Linked DNA regions of Homo sapiens: region 1 is linked to region 2. Evidence: read pairs that join two places in POLR2A ChIA-PET (ENCODE). Cell type or tissue: K562. All regions are shown on one strand. Each heading gives the region's core, and the rest is flanking DNA. Links, peaks and the distances in the headings are about the cores only.

Region 1 (5,349 bases), core at 350-5,349, 560 kb after region 2:
CACCATCTTGGCCAGGCTGGTCTCAAACTCCTGACCTCAGGTGATCCTCCTGCCTCAGCCTCCCAAAGTGCTGGGATTACAGGCGTGAGCCACTGCATCCGGCCGAGAATGCAATTATTTATAAGGAATTTGATTGCAAGCTTCAGACTATCTCAAAGTGTCAGGATTTTGAACTCAGGGCCCAGGGAGCCTAGAGCTCAGTCCTGGGATTGAGTAAATGGGTGGCAGGGAAGCTGGCACTAGTCAGGCCCCAGGGCTTTCCTTTAGGGAATTAGTATGTTTGGAAGATGAGAGTCCATCCTCTAAAAAAGAAGGGATAGAGGAGGGCAGGTAGCTGATAAGCCGTTCATAGTACCTCAAAAAAGAATAGATATAGTCGAGCCATGAATGGAATCAACCAATGGAAAGAAGTGGCAACAATGAATGAGGCCCCATACTGGAGTCAGGTTTTAGGATCTCTTTAACTGCTTCAAAAGTAGTCCTAAGCAGCTTTCCAGCTGGAGCTAACTCTGGTAGTGAAAAGAGAGGCTATGGCACCTTGGGCAAGTAAATCACTTCCTCTCTCAGGGCCTCTGTTTTCTTCACCTGTAAAATGTGAGGTTGAACCATGACAACTCCTAGAACCATTCTGGCTCACAAGATTGTGCCTGGATTGCTAAATCTTTAGTGTTTTCCCTGAGTGGGGAAGAACTCAGGTTGGACTAGGTTCTCCTTTTGTCCCTCCTCTTTTGGCCAAACCAACCCCAGAGAAGGTGGCCCTCAGACCATCAGCTCTTAGCCTAACAAAGCCTCTATTGACACTGAGTAGGCCAGTTATGCTGAATAGGCCAGGCCTCACATGCTTAGCATGTTAATTGTTCCTTCTGCTACTGGCCATTCATGTGGGAATCACAAAGACCTGGGATTTATCTCCCTTTAACTCTTCTACAGCTGCCCTGTAGTACTGCCTCATCCTGAGACTTTTTAAGTAAGTGATTTAAAACTTACCCCTTGAAGCCCCCACGCTATTTTACATTTCAGCTCCACTCAGCCTGCTTGCTTCTGTTGTTGTTCCCTTCCAGTGAGGCCTCTGATCTGCAGTGGGCTGACAGGAGTTACAAATAACCCACAGGTAAACAGGCTCAGAATAGAGCCTCCCCTGAGTAGAGCGCTTGGCCTCTGTGACAGCTGGCTGGAGCCTCAGAGGCCCTCTTTCCTTGCTTCTGGATTCTCTACTAGATTGGGATAGTTTGGGTGCCAGAAGTGCAATTTCTGGGAAATTGGGAGAATCTTAAACTATTTTTATTAAATTATTAATAGCAATTTCAGACCCCATAGCCTTTGTTAGCAGTTTTCTGATTTCCTTTCTTTCCACTGATAGCTTTAGGTCCTAGGAAACTGGACAGGAGATTGGAGTTACGGGCAGCAGGAAACATGGCAGGGGACCCCCCTCCCTGGTGTCATGTGGCCAGTGTATTGCTGCTTAAGGTTCCAGCCTCAGTCAGACTGACTACTGCCTCTTCCTCTCCTCTATTCCCCCTCCTCAGACACAATGGGAATATCCTTTTGGACGCAGAAGGCCACATCATCCACATCGACTTTGGCTTCATCCTCTCCAGCTCACCCCGAAATCTGGGCTTTGAGACGTCAGCCTTTAAGCTGACCACAGAGTTTGTGGATGTGAGTCAAGAAGGAGAGGTGCCTCTCGGGGGTCATTGTATTCTTTCTCTGTCATGGGAGAGGGAGCTGATGGGCTCCCTGCAAATTAGGGATGAACAGAACAGGCAGTAATTAGGGGTGAGGCAGGAGTTCCTGGGAGCTTCCTGCCCAATAAGGAAGGGGGAAATAACAGGGCCCCAAGAGGAGGAGGAGTTCTGGTAGGCCAGTCAGGACAGGGACCATCCCCGGTGTAAGACCCCTTGTGCACACAACGCTCTCTTCCCTTTCCAGGTGATGGGCGGCCTGGATGGCGACATGTTCAACTACTATAAGATGCTGATGCTGCAAGGGCTGATTGCCGCTCGGAAACACATGGACAAGGTGGTGCAGATCGTGGAGATCATGCAGCAAGGTGGGGCTGGGGTGAGGTCAGGTGCTATAGTGCCTCAGGCTTCCCCTTTAAGTCGGAGCCCTGGAGCATAAGAAAGCTGATCCCACGAGACTCGGTTGAGGGAGGGGGGTTCCCAGAGAGTTTCTAGCTCTGGTCCAGTGCCTTGTTTCTCCTTTAGGACATTCCTCCTGACCCTGGTAAGGCTAAGTCCAGAAGGCTGGGGAAGGGGATAGCAGCACCTGCCTCCTTGGCATCTTTAGGGAGAAAACAGGCCCATTTACAGCCTCCTGGTCCCTTCTCACCTCCCCACCCCTGTCCAGCTCTGAGTTTCTCAGTCTCCTTCCATCTGTCTTCTCCATTCCACTATGACCTCTGATTGCCCTGTCCTCTGCCACCCTTCAGCTCTGAGAAGTATTTCCCCTCTCATCATTATCTCCTTCCACTACAGTCTTGCCATCTACAGTCTTTTGCCCAGGACCCCCTTCTGTCCTCATCCCCCTCCTCAAGGCTCCAGGTGTATACCAGGTCTGAACTGCCAGTCTCCCCCTCCTCCCCATTCCTGCCCCTACCCCACAGGTTGTCGCCGTTGCTCAGGATCATCCCCATCTGGCCCCATGATGACGGTGGCCCAGGTCATCTGTGAGTGTCAGACGTAGCATAGGCAGAGGTCTGCAACCAGATAAGTGCCCAGCTCAGGGCCCACTCCCTCCAGCCTCCTCCCAGCCTGCCCTCTGGGCCCCTCCACCCTTACTGAGGGAGATGTGGTGTTGGTCCCCTTCCTTCCTCTGCCCACATGCCCTCACCTACAGAAGGGCTTAGGCGTGGGGTGATGAGGGGTTCCTGCCGGTTCCTTCTCTCTGCCCAAGCAGAACTGCACCCACATCATCAAGGACCTGAGGTGGGAGGAAAAGGGCACTTCAGATGCCCCAGCTCTGTATTTGCTATGGCTGACACCACTGCCCCTCCCGTCCATCCATGACCCTGAACTCCGACTGCTTCCCCCAGGTTCTCAGCTTCCTTGCTTCCATGGCTCCAGCACCATTCGAAACCTCAAAGAGAGGTTCCACATGAGCATGACTGAGGAGCAGCTGCAGCTGCTGGTGGAGCAGATGGTGGATGGCAGTATGCGGTCTATCACCACCAAACTCTATGACGGCTTCCAGTACCTCACCAACGGCATCATGTGACACGCTCCTCAGCCCAGGAGTGGTGGGGGGTCCAGGGCACCCTCCCTAGAGGGCCCTTGTCTGAGAAACCCCAAACCAGGAAACCCCACCTACCCAACCATCCACCCAAGGGAAATGGAAGGCAAGAAACACGAAGGATCATGTGGTAACTGCGAGAGCTTGCTGAGGGGTGGGAGAGCCAGCTGTGGGGTCCAGACTTGTTGGGGCTTCCCTGCCCCTCCTGGTCTGTGTCAGTATTACCACCAGACTGACTCCAGGACTCACTGCCCTCCAGAAAACAGAGGTGACAAATGTGAGGGACACTGGGGCCTTTCTTCTCCTTGTAGGGGTCTCTCAGAGGTTCTTTCCACAGGCCATCCTCTTATTCCGTTCTGGGGCCCAGGAAGTGGGGAAGAGTAGGTTCTCGGTACTTAGGACTTGATCCTGTGGTTGGCCACTGGCCATGCTGCTGCCCAGCTCTACCCCTCCCAGGGACCTACCCCTCCCAGGGACCGACCCCTGGCCCAAGCTCCCCTTGCTGGCGGGCGCTGCGTGGGCCCTGCACTTGCTGAGGTTCCCCATCATGGGCAAGGAAGGGAATTCCCACAGCCCTCCAGTGTACTGAGGGTACTGGCCTAGCCATGTGGAATTCCCTACCCTGACTCCTTCCCCAAACCCAGGGAAAAGAGCTCTCAATTTTTTATTTTTAATTTTTGTTTGAAATAAAGTCCTTAGTTAGCCACTTGTGTCATTTCCAGGTTTTCTGGGGGAGTGCAGGGGGAGATGGGTGATGAGGTATGAACGGATGCCTCAGTGTCCAAGATACAAAAGGCACTACATAGAAGTTTGCTTTTTCCCTGCCTGTCTTGGTCACTACCACCTCTTCCCTGAGAAGGGCGGGCCTTCCATGTTCTCTCACCCGCTTCAACTCCACATTGTCCAAGTCACAGAAAAAGAGAGGCCTGAATGGAGATTCGACCACAAACAGTTTTAATGGTCTGGTTTTCTCCCTAGTTCCCCAACTGTTTGTTAGTATTATTATTACTACAAGAATAAAGGATTCCTGAGAGCCTGTCCCCTCCTCTCCTGTGGCCCCCTTGACAGGACTCATCCCTACCAACCCCCCACCCCCCCGCCCCGGATTTCTGGGGAAAAAAAGAAGTGAAAGGCACTGCAGGGGTAGGGGGCTTGAGTGCCAGTGAGTTGGGGTTGGGCGGGGGCGGGGGCGGGGGTGGGCACTAGGGCAGGGCCCGGCCTAGAGGAGGAAAGTTCCAGTCCATGCCTGAAGGAATTGTGGAGAGGTGTGTCCATCCATGACACCCCCATCAGTCCTTCCCTGAACCTGTCTAGCAGGCATACCTAAGTCCCATCCTCCCACCCCCAGGCCCACACTGGGGGTTCTGCAGCAGGAGCATAAAATTAATTAGTGTTGGGCTCAGAAAGGAGGAATGGAGGGTCCACTCTACTAGGACTCCAGGGCCAAACCCAAAGGGAGGTTGCAAATAACTAGAATAATCCTCAAATGCTCTTCTTCTTCAGGTTGGAGAGACAGGAATTAACAAAATATTAATGTTAATGAAAACTCCCCAGCCGAGGGATCAGGCAGCAGTAGGGAAAACCAGGCTCCAAGAGGAAGGGGCTGGTCAGTCCCAGGCCTTGGAGACTAGTTGTCCCCAACAGCCCCCTGCCGAGCCCTGATGAACGCCATGCCATGCGTGCGGAAGTGGGTCTTGAGGTTTAGAGGGCTGTCGCAGCTCTTGCCACAGACCTTACAGGTCAGTGGGCCTCCAGAAGCAGGCAGGGGTGAGTCTCCACCATCGGGGTCAGACCTTGATGGAGGGGCCTCTTCCTCCCCATCCCCCAGCCCCAGGGCACTGGCTTTACCCACACCCCGTCTCTTCTTGTGGCTGATGAAACGGTGTCGGCTCAGGGAGCCAGGGGAGGCAAAGCACAAGCCACAGTCGAGGCACTGCTGGGCACCATCCTCCACCCTCAACCCCATCATGAGGCTCTGTTCTGTGGAGCTGCTGCTCCGGTAGCGCAGAGGGCCATGGCCTCCAGATCCAGGTCCGCCCCTGGGGGACTTGGCTGGCGGTGTCGTGCTGTCAGGCTCCTCACTGCAAGAGTCAGAAGACTGGCGGCGTTTCCGACCTG
Region 2 (5,366 bases), core at 268-5,267:
TGCATAGCTGGTGGCCTTGTAGCTGCGTGGAAAGAAAAAACAAGAACTGGCTAAATACAGACAGACATTTGTCCTTTTTTTTTTTTCCTTCACCCTTGCTCCAGACGGGGGATGTCTGGAGCCTATTCCTTTGGTTTCGACTTCTCGAAGAGCATTATCTTATAATTGTCTTTGAAGTGAGCTTGCTAGGCAGAGAAAAACTTGCTCTTCCTTTCTTTTTAACCTTTGCCTTGCCACATTCTGGGCCTTGGCTTTTACTTCTCAGACTAGGTCACTATGACCTTCTTATAGCCTTGTCTGTTACTTTTCTTGGAGTGAATGAATGTAGTACTTACTATCTTTTTTTAATTTCTGCCTCACAGCAACGGCTGCGGCCCAGGGCTGAAAATGAGTGCTGCCAGATATTCTCACTTATCTGGGGATGGCAACCAACTCAAATATCTTTGCTTAGACCCAGAGGCTGAATCAACCAAAAAAACTTCCAGCTGGGCGTGGTGCCTCATGCCTGTAATCCCAGCACTTTGGGACGCTGAGGCAGGCAGATCAGCCAAGGCCAGGAGTTTGAGACCAGCCTGGCCAACATGATGAAACCCCGTCTCTACTAAAAATATAAAAACTAGCCGGGCGTAGTAGCAAGCGCCTGTAATCCCAGCTACTTGGGAGGCTGAGGCAGGAGAATTGCTTGAGCCTGGGAGGCAGAGGTTGCAGTGAGCCGAGATGGTGCCACTGCACTCCTGGGCAATAAGAGTGAGACTCTGACAAAATAACAACAACAAAAAAAAATGGTTCCCCCAGTCCTTGAGGAAGTTTAATTCAAACCTTTGCAGGAGGTGAGGGGAAATATTTATATTCTAGTCTTCTTCTAGGGCAACCAAATACAGAGGGTGAACCAAATCTTTTAAATTTCCGCATTAAATCAGTTTCATCTTTTGGAACCTGCCAAAATGTCATAATCATCACAACTATTATTATCGTCATCATCACTGTTATGATTCCACCTTTGCACAGTTCTGATTTTTTTTTTTTTAAGACAAGGTCTCACTCGGCCTCCCAAAATGCTGAGATTACAGCCTTGAGCCACTGCGCGAGGACTGATCTTTAGAACATGCTTTTATTTTAGTCAATTTAAAACTGAGACTTTTAATTGAAAATTGGCAGTTTAAATTCAATAGAAGACACACCACCACCAAATCCCACTGCCTTGCAGATGTTGGCTGAGTGTCCCTTCCCACTCAACAAAGCCTCACTGCCGCGCCCACCTCACTCCCAGCACTGCCTGCTGACATGAGCCACTCCCTGGGCACGGGGTTCCCAAAACATGAGAGTATCCCTGCCAAGCTGTTTCCTCCCAAATTATTTTCTGCCCTCCCTGTCAAGCCCTCCCCCACCTCCAACTCCTATCCCCAGCCAGAGACCAGCAGGTGAAACTCTCCTGTGCTAACCCTTGTCCGGGATATAAGAAGAGGTGTTGGCCGGGTGCGGTGGCTCACGCCTGTAATCCCAGCACTTTGGGAGGTCACCTGAGGTCAGGAGTTCAAGACCAGCCTGGCTAACATGGCAAAACCCCATCTCTACTAAAAAAAATATACAAAATTTAGCTGGGTGTGGTGGTGTGTGTCTGTAATCCCAGCTACTCAGGAGGCTGAGGCAGGAGAATCACTTGAACCCAGGAGGCGGAGGTTGCAGTGAGCCGAGATCACGCCATTGCACACCAGCCTGGGCGACAAGATTGAAACTCCGTCTCACCAAAAAAAAAAAAAAAAAAAAAAAAGAGGTGTCTAAGGCTGTGAGTTGGTTTTCTTTTTTTTTATTTTTTTATTTTTATTTTTTTGAGACGGAGTCTCGCTCAGTCGCCCAGGCTGGAGTGCGGTGGCTAGATCTCAGCTCACTGCAAGCTCCACCTCCCAGGTTCACGCCATTCTCCTGCCTCAGCCCCCTGCGTAGCTGGGACTACCGGCACCCGCCACCACGCCCGGCTAATTTTTTGTATTTTTTTTAGTAGAGACGGGGTTTCACCGTGTTAGCCAGGATGGTCTCGATCTCCTAACCTCGTAATCCGCCGCCTCGGCCTCCCAAAGTGCTGGGATTACAGGCGTGAGCCACCGCACCCGGCCTGTGAGTTGGTTTTCTGAGTCACAAAATCATACCAGAGTTTTCAGAGTCCGGTATACACTGCAGAGCACATACCAAGAACACTCCACCAGCACCCTCCAATCAAGGGACAGGCTTCCCTTATCCTTCTGGAAATATTCTTGGATTCTCCCTCAGAACCCCCAGGCAGCTCTCCAAGGCTCTATATACCCCATACTATTTGTTTATGTACTTGTTTACTCCTTTTGCAACTCAAGCCAGTCCTGCTGCCTTTTCATGCCCAAGCAGCATCTGTCCCTCCCCAAGCACTGGGTGGGGCTCCTAGACCAGCTAAAGGCGCCGAGCATCTGTGGGTGTTGCAGCACACCAGCCCAGCCTCGCCTAGCTCTCTGAAAGAAAGCCTGCAACAGAAGGGAGAGAAGCGGCCCCAAGTGCAGCTGAAAGCACTCCTTGGGAGTCAGCCAAGACCCTCCATCCAAGCAGGGCTGGATCCTTGCACTTGGCCATGATAAGGAGATGCTTCCAGGTGGCAGCAAGACTTGGCCACCACAGAGGCCTTCTTGAGGCCCCCCGTATCCTGCCCAGACTCAACCCTGCCTCAGCATTTGGATCCTCCACAGACTCCATGGTGAGTTCCCAGCTCAGCCAGATGGGCAGTGTTTTCCCAGGAGCCTAGGGCTTAAGGAGCACCCCAAATCTCCTCTTCCCAGCCCATGGCCAGGGCAGGTGGGCAGTGTTCGGAGGAGCTATTTGATTTGGCAAAGAGAAAGTGCTCTGGGATACCAAGTTGCCCCCATTCAAAACTAAAACTACCAGGAGACCTGCATCTGGCTCTGTGTCTTGTGTGGCCACCAACAAATGACTTTCCTCCTGTGGGACTCAGACTACTGCAGCAAAGCTGGGGTATCCCCAGACAGAGGACCCCATCTGTGGCATTGGCAAGCAGCTCACATGCTGTCTACAGTTGTGACTGGTGTATGAGCAGGTGACGCTACAGAGGACTTCCTTACGTCACACAGATGGGCACATAGTCTGTGCCCCAGCCATGGCACCACACCTCTGTGGGGGCCCAAATGTGTTTCAAAGGAGCCACCCTGCCCAGGCAGGCCCACAGCAGTGGGCAGAGCTGGAGTAGCCCCTGAGGTGGGGGTTGCTAGAATGGTCCTCAACAACTGTGACCCTGCCCTGCAGAGGAGACAGCATCTAGTGCGACCACCAGCTCTCACAGTCACATGCTTGGCAACCTTGGCCGTATTCCCTCAGTTTCCCCATCTGTACAGTGAGGCTAATATGAGCAGTTGTCAACTTTAAAGAACTGCTCACATGTTTTAAGCAGAACAAGGGTAAGGCACCACATCGAGCAGCATGCCCATCATCTCTGGCCCCACTCCCTGCCCGCCCTTCCCTTGCTCTTTAGCATCCTTATGCCCCGTCACCCATAGGGGTCCGCAGCCCCCCTGCAAGGAATATGGGCCCTTTCCCTTGGATCGATACTCTGGCAGAAGGGATTGAGAAGCCCCAGCACCCAGGAACAGCTGTTTAGAGGTCCCGAGCCCAGGCAGCAGCCCCCCTCCAGGATGCTGTCTAGTCATTCTGATTTTTCCTGCCCAGTTCTCAAGATTCTTGCCAGAGAAGACAGACTTGAAGGATTATGCTCTTCCCAATGCCAGCTGGTGTTCGGACATGCTGAGCCTGTACCAAGAATTTCTGGAGAAGACTAAGTCTAGCGGCTGGATCAAGCTGCCCTCCTTCAAGTCCAACAGAGACCACATCCGGGGACTCAAGCTCCCATCTGGACTGGCAGTTTCCTCAGGTAAGGACAGGACCATGAGTACACACACCCCAGCCGCCCTTCCCTGTGTTCTAAGACTGAGAAGCAACTTCACAGACCGCCTTCCAGTTCTCAGCGAGTTCTTCCTGCTGTCCAACTCCACCCCTGATGCTGCAGCCCCAGGCAACAGGCGGCGGGTGTCCTCTCAGGTCTCCAGCTCCCCTCCTCCCATCTGAAGCAGCACACCCTGGTGGGCCCACCTTCGCTCCCAGCCAAGCATGTCCCCACTGGAGGACAGCCAGCCCAGCTCCTGCCCCGACTTCTCACTGACTGCCCCTCCCTAACTATCAAGCCTCATCCCAAGCCTTCCGCCCCAACCCCATGAAAGCCCTTGGACCCCACACCCCTTCCACTGAGGCCCTGCACATCATCCCTGCTGTGCGGGGTCTGGAGCAGCACTCCTGAAACACCTAATGATCCTAATGGATCCTAATGATAGAGCTTCCACCTTCTTGTGTGTGTGTGTGCACTCGTGTGTGCACGCATGTGTATCTCCCTGTCTCTCTCACTCATATATGTTGTCTTCCTGCCTAGTGATGAAGGAGTGGTACAGGGGACAGACTACCCTTGGGTTTATGGCACAAACAAAGCAGGAATACCAACATAATTTTTTTTCAAAGAATTTGATACTTCCAAAAAAGGATGTAGTAGTGGTAGCTGTCTTGGAAAAAAAAAATCAGAACTTTGATGGACTTTTCTGCTCTTATTTTACTGTTTACTATTATTCTTTTGAATTATATGTGAGTTACATGAGTAATTACATTTTCAATTTTCAATGCTTATGGTCTCTTAAAGTCTTGCCCTGGCCCTGATCCTATCTCCATTCTCAGCCAGGGCACTTCCTGCATGTTTCTGCCCTAGACAGAAAGGCTCTGTGAGGACAGCAACTGTGCCTCTGCTCCCAGAGGGAAGGCTCCCTGGGGGTGGACCTGGTGTCCTCTGGTTTTCTCTCCTTAATCTTGTACCAGAGGCAAGACTCAACCAAATGGTGCTGCATCCTGACCATACCCTCCCTTCTCCGGCTGCAACACTGCCTATCTCTCCCCAGACAAAGGTGACTGTCGCATCTTCACCAGGTGCATCCAAGTGGAAGGACAAGGCTTTGAGTATGTCATCTTTTTCCAGCCAACCCAGAAGAAGTCGGTCTGTCTTTTCCAACCAGGCTCCTACCTGGAGGGGCCCCCAGGGTAAGGTCACTGGTAGGACCTTGGCTGCCTCCTGGGCTTGGCTCAGCAGGGCAGGTTCAGCACCCACCAGGCTGGCCCTGGAGTCTCTATCTTTCTCTAAGGGGTGAGGAAGGGAGTGTGGGGCACTAGGCTTCAGCCTCACAATACCAGGCCTGGAAGGACACACAGGGTTATCTGGCCTAATCCCCAGTGTGCAGATATGGGCTTCTCATCAAAGTCTCAAAATTTTCTGGACAAAAGACCTGAGAGGCCACTTT

What was found. ChIA-PET counts read pairs that join two places held together with the same protein. Peaks named below come from ENCODE experiments on the same cell type or tissue, not always from the same donor. Only the 100,000 strongest peaks of a DNase experiment are listed, where the experiment ranks them.
Region 1: POLR2A ChIA-PET joins it to region 2 with 5 read pairs; 1 of 35 experiments calls an interaction of 5 or more read pairs at or near these places.

What each region holds. Positions count from the first base shown.
Region 1 is chr1:151,290,719-151,296,067 of GRCh38, reverse strand. ZNF687 (zinc finger protein 687) reads right to left here. Exons shown (of 9, transcript NM_020832.3): 9 at 3,892-5,349. The coding sequence ends at 4,859. PI4KB (phosphatidylinositol 4-kinase beta) reads left to right here. Exons shown (of 12, transcript NM_001369623.2): 10 at 1,527-1,659; 11 at 1,930-2,050; 12 at 3,035-4,264. The coding sequence ends at 3,216. Among named protein-coding and RNA genes, the nearest start is that of ZNF687, 11 kb to the right of the region's middle. RefSeq lists enhancers at 1-545, 546-1,530, 1,531-2,514, 5,111-5,349 and a silencer at 721-1,015. In K562, for the core only: no CTCF peak of the experiment used is centred there; a DNase peak (open chromatin) is centred at 3,427.
Region 2 is chr1:151,850,796-151,856,161 of GRCh38, reverse strand. It overlaps THEM5 (thioesterase superfamily member 5), which reads left to right and starts at 2,450. Exons shown (of 6, transcript NM_182578.4): 1 at 2,450-2,719; 2 at 3,703-3,904; 3 at 4,971-5,109. The coding sequence starts at 2,597. C2CD4D-AS1 (C2CD4D and THEM5 antisense RNA 1) reads right to left here. Exons shown (of 4, transcript NR_152846.1): 4 at 4,627-5,366. In K562, for the core only: a CTCF peak has its summit at 2,414; a DNase peak (open chromatin) is centred at 2,421; H3K27me3 peaks cover 3,091 bases.